Regions from separate parts of the Homo sapiens genome. Here region 2 is linked to region 1. A link is an interaction called in ENCODE POLR2A ChIA-PET data of the cell type or tissue named here. Cell type or tissue: PC-9. All regions are shown on one strand.

Evidence for each region. Peaks named below come from ENCODE experiments on the same cell type or tissue, not always from the same donor. Only the 100,000 strongest peaks of a DNase experiment are listed, where the experiment ranks them.
Region 2: POLR2A ChIA-PET joins it to region 1 with 5 read pairs; 2 of 35 experiments call an interaction of 5 or more read pairs at or near these places.

What each region holds. Positions count from the first base shown.
Region 1 is chr12:7,664,702-7,667,201 of GRCh38, reverse strand. It overlaps APOBEC1 (apolipoprotein B mRNA editing enzyme catalytic subunit 1), which reads left to right and starts at 1,294. Exons shown (of 5, transcript NM_001644.5): 1 at 1,294-1,345. The coding sequence starts at 1,330. RefSeq lists an enhancer at 295-589. In PC-9, no CTCF peak of the experiment used is centred here; a DNase peak (open chromatin) is centred at 1,241.
Region 2 is chr12:8,033,618-8,036,117 of GRCh38, reverse strand. It overlaps FOXJ2 (forkhead box J2), which reads right to left. Exons shown (of 11, transcript NM_018416.3): 1 at 2,285-2,500. Among named protein-coding and RNA genes, the nearest start is that of FOXJ2, 2.2 kb to the right of the region's middle. In PC-9, no CTCF peak of the experiment used is centred here; DNase peaks (open chromatin) are centred at 277 and 1,077; H3K4me3 peaks cover 2,000 bases; H3K27ac peaks cover 2,189 bases.

The DNA.
Region 1 (2,500 bases):
GGTGGCTCACGCCTGTAATCCTAGCATTTTGGGAAGCTGAGGCGGGTGGATCACCTGAGGTCAGGAGTTTGAGACCAGCCTGGCCAACATGGAGAAACCCTGTCTCTACTAAAAATATAAAAATTAGCCTGGTGTGGTGGTGGGTGCCTGTAATCCCTGCTACTTGGGAGGCTGAGGCAGGAGAATCACTTGAACCTGGGAGGCAGAGGTTGCAGTGAGCCGAGATCGCGCCATTGCACTTCAGCCTGGGTGACAAGAGCGAAACTCTGTCTCAAAAAAAAAAAAAAAGGGCAGAAGTGGACTTGGCCACACACTTAATCTTAGATTCAAGGATGAAGAGAGCACCAAAGACCTGTACACAAATTAGCTGACTCAGAGGCCAAGGTCCTTCTCATTTTGTATCTAATAGCTCCCCTCCCCTCTCCAACACGGATGTAGGACAGAGAGCAAAATGAGAGGAAGTTGGAAATAGGTGAATAACAGCTGAAAGCCAAGGCCACAGTGTGCTCACCAGATAACATAAAAATTTTCAAGCTATAGTTACAGATTAAGTCTCTCTTAACTTTATTTTTCCTCTCATCTCTCCATTAAAGAATGATGCATCCTAGGCTAGGCACGGTGGCTCATGCCTGTAATCCCAGCACTTTGGGAGGACGAGGCGGGTGGATCACCTGAGGTCAAGAGTTCAAAAACAGCCTGACCAACATGGTGAAACCCCGTCTCTACTAAAAATACAAAAAATTAGCCGGGCGTGGTGTTGGGCGCCTGTAATCCCAGCTACTCGGGAGGCTGAGGCAGGGGAATCGCTTGAACCTGGGAGGCAGAGGTTGCAGTGAGCCAAGATTGTGCCATTGCACTCCAGCCTGGGCGACAAGAGCAAAACTCCGTCTCAAAGAAAAAAAAAAAGAATGATGCATCCTTGATGCAGAGTAGGAGATAATGAAAAATAAATAAATAAAACAAAACAAAACAAAAAAGAATGATGGATCCACCTTGCCTTAATCTTTATTTAAAGAAAGAGAAAGTTTACCAAATTCAGATGTCATTGAAGAACTTTGGAATTTGGTACCCAGTGATCCACCCTACAAAATTCATGTCATTTGCATCATAGGCTTTCTCATCACTAAAGATGCAAATCCCCACGATAATGTCCCTCTCAGTCGGCCCCCTGTTTGTACAGACAGCTCAGATTCCCATAACTGCCTGAGATGCGGGAATGAGTCATCCTCTGCCCAAGCAGGTGGCAGTGGGCACACCTGAAGCAACAAAGTCCAGGAACAATCAGCACAACTTATGACTCCAGAGGAGGAAGTCCAGAGACAGAGCACCATGACTTCTGAGAAAGGTAAAATGGATCCGGGGGCTTGGCAAGTATTCTTGAACAATGCAAGAATGGTGTGTGTGTGTGTGTGTGTGTGTGTGTGTGTGTGTGTGTGTGTGTGTGTGTGTCCTGCTGATTCTTGCATCTGTGGGTGTTTTCAAACTTCCCTATTATTGATTAATATATTAGTCTTAAATAAGATGGTTTATTATTAGTAAATATTTACATCTCCAAGTGACTTTAACCAAATCAGTGTTTGTTTCACCATGATAAAAAATTAAGTAGCCAGGCGCTGTGGCTCACACCTGTAATCCCAGCACTTTGGGAGTCCAAGGAGGGTGGATCACTTGAGGCCCAGGGTTTGAGACCAGCCTGGCCAACATGGTGAAACCCTATCTGTACTAAAAATACAAAAATTAGCCAGGCATGGTGGCGCATGCCTGTAGTCCCAGCTACTCGGGAGGCTGAGGCAGGAGGATCACTTGAACACAGGAGGCGGAGGTTGCAGTGACCTGAGATCACGCCACTGCACTCCAGCCTGGGCAACAGAGCAAGACTCTGTCTCACAAAAATAAAAAAAAAGTTAAGTAAAAGTACAACTGTTTAAATAACAGTTTAAGGTAACAACAGACGTGATAGCATGAGAACAATGTGCTAATTGACAAATGAATTGACTATAACTAATTGATAAATTTGTGCACAGTCAGTGTTAGAAAAATGCATGGGAGAGGAAGAACACTTCAGGCTGAAGGAAGTAATTTCAGCTGAGCTAGGATTTGAGCTGGATTCTAAGAGAAGTGTAGACCTAAAAAAATTTTTATCTTATTTTGTTTTTAGAGACTAGCGGGTGGGTTCACTACTTCGCCCAGGCTGGTCTGGAACTCCTGGGCTCAAGCAATTCTCCACCCTTGGTCTCTCAAAGTACTAGGAATACAGGCATGAGCCACCATGCCTAACCAAATTTTTTTTTTTTTTTTTTTAAGACTCGCCCTGTTGCCTAGGCTGGAGTACAGTGGTGTGATCACTGCTCACTGCTGTCTTGACCTCCTGGGCTCAAGAGATCCTCCCGCCTCACCTTCCTGGGTAGCTGGGACAACAGGCATGGGCCACCAGCCCTGCTAATTTTTTTGTAGAGATGAGGTCTTGCTTTATTGCTCAGGCTGGTCTTGAACTCCTGGG
Region 2 (2,500 bases), 370 kb before region 1:
TTAATATTTTTAGAGCACTTAGTAAGTGCTAAATAAATGTAGCTGTTGTTTTTAAATGGGGAAAAAAGAGAATACTAGAAATTAAAAATTAGCAAACTGACAGACTATAGAGGTAGAAGTGGAAGCAGCAAGCCTGCAGTGGTTTGCATTACAAAGCCTGCACTGCATCTGCAATGGTTTTCAGGATGTCAGAATCTCAAACTTTTCCTTTAGAGATAATATCACCCAGTACTGGCTAATGCTAGGATCAGGAAGACTCTAAGGATGAAGGAATGAGGAACTATCATCTCTTATCTTCCCGGGGGAACTAGGTGTAGTCATAAGACATGGTCTGGGAAAGCACACTCTCTAAACCACAGTTAATCCCACTCAGTAGCCACCTACTTCTAACTGATTCCAGAGAAGCAAGCAGGGTTAGGGAACTCAGTCCAAGCAGGGCCAGTTAAACTGCGTGGCGGTGGTGTACTTGGAGATGTTGTGATATAGTTCACCCTGAGCCATTCAGGCAGGTGCACGCCAGCATCTGGTGAAGTACTTTATAAGAAACAGGCTGCTGTTAACCAGCGAGGCCTCTTTTGTAAAAGGTAGGGGAAGGAGTTCTGGAGTTAGGAGTCAAGGATCCTCATCCTTCTGAGACCAGAGGTATCAGCAATGAAGCTCTCTTATTAGTCCTAGAAGAAATGATCCCAGCCTGAGACTGGGTTGCCCTGCTGCTTAAAGGACTGTCCTGTAGACCGTCACGAGGGCTCCCATTGACTGGGGGGAGGCCAAGCCTTTCCCCTCAGGTGGCCATCCTTACCACCACCTATCCATGTCCTTGTACAGAGGCACCTGCTTCTAGAGGCCCACCAGAAACATACAATTCTAGGTAACTGGAGTATAGTCTGAAAAGCACATAAGTACCTGTCTCCACACACATACCCACTTGAAACAGAGAGCCACATTCACATGAATTAAGAAGTATATGCATGTTGTCCTATAGCACAGCCACACAAACCTGTGCCCTATCTCATATACCACCAGTAGCTTCCAGGACAAATGACTGTACTCAGGAATTTAGGTAGACCTCACCCATGCCCCAGAGAGAGGAGGAAATATGAAAGGCCAAGTCAGATGAAGCCTCCTTCACAACTTGTCCTTGCTGTGAGACAGAAGATAAGGTATCTGCTAATGGTGAGGCAGGAAAGCAGACAACCAGCTAGTGACCTCTCCTAAAAACAGCCTAGGCTTCAGGGGAGGATTTCCTGGTACCCTTTTCCTGCCTTTTCTGAAGATTCTGGACTTTGATAATTCCCTAGCTTATGAAGGAAAACTTTAACACAAGGTTCGAGGGACTCAGAACTGAACAAGAAACAGGAAGGGAGAGGATGAGACTATTAGGTACTTTTCTGGAAGGAAACTTTATATACTCCTCAGAAGTGAAATCTCTCCAGTGGTCAACTTGTTTAACTGGAAGTCTGGACAGAAGCGGAGCAGCAGCCCTCCTCCCTTCGTATCCAGGATCTAATTTTTCCTGAAGAATTGTGAGCAAAAAACAGGAGTCGAGAAGGGGACTGGGGCAGTGGTTCAGGGCCAGCATCAAGGAAGCACTTTAACCCGGGAGTTGGCATTCCCCTGCACACTTTCTTCTCGCCTCAGAACATGTGGGATTCCCATTTTCCCTTTGGATTTTATGGGCAGAGGCATACATCCAGCTAGGAATGGAAATGTCAGGAGAGGAGGCCTCTTGGTATCTGAGATAGGATGAGCAGGAACAGATTGCTTTTCTTGTCAAGGGAGCTATAATTGCAGTAAGCTGGAGGGAACACCTCTGGTGAACACTAAGCTGACCTCGGCATGCCCTGGGCAAGGCCAGGACCCCAGATGCCACCGTGATTTTCATGACAGCCCACTCTCCAGGGGAAAAGGCCCAAGGGTGAAGGGTGGTATGGGAATCTTACCACTGGTTGGGTTGTGTAAATCACTGCTACACAGTATGCATGTTCTCAAAATGCAGCTGTTTTCCGATAACCCTTTTCCTCAGCATGAAAACATCCACTTCCCTAAGGGACCTAAAATGAATCCCATCCCTTTAGTCCCCAAACACTAAGAAACCCATTTCTCAGAGCTTCTGCAGCAAGATGTGGGTTCAAATCCAGGAGCTCCCTTGGATCACATTTCCCATTGGATTTTCTGAGTCATCACTCTGTCTTCCCCGGCAGTGAAACCCACGATCCACCAGCTCAACCCCCTACACCCACTAGTGCCAGACAATGACAGAGAGAAGATGAAAGAAAGCACTAACCTGTCTCCAAGGTTCCTCCGGCAAAGGGAGGGAACCACCTGGTACTGGAGTTTGGGGTTGGAGGGATTCCCCTCTTCAGAGGCAGGTGACGGCTCTCATCCTCAGTGGCTCTTCCTGGACGAGGCTGAGCCTCCCAAGTTGGTGAGGGGAACTGGGTCCCCTGAGGATGAGGAGTCAAGGTTGGAGGAGGGGGAGGGGGAGGAGAAGGAGGTCCTA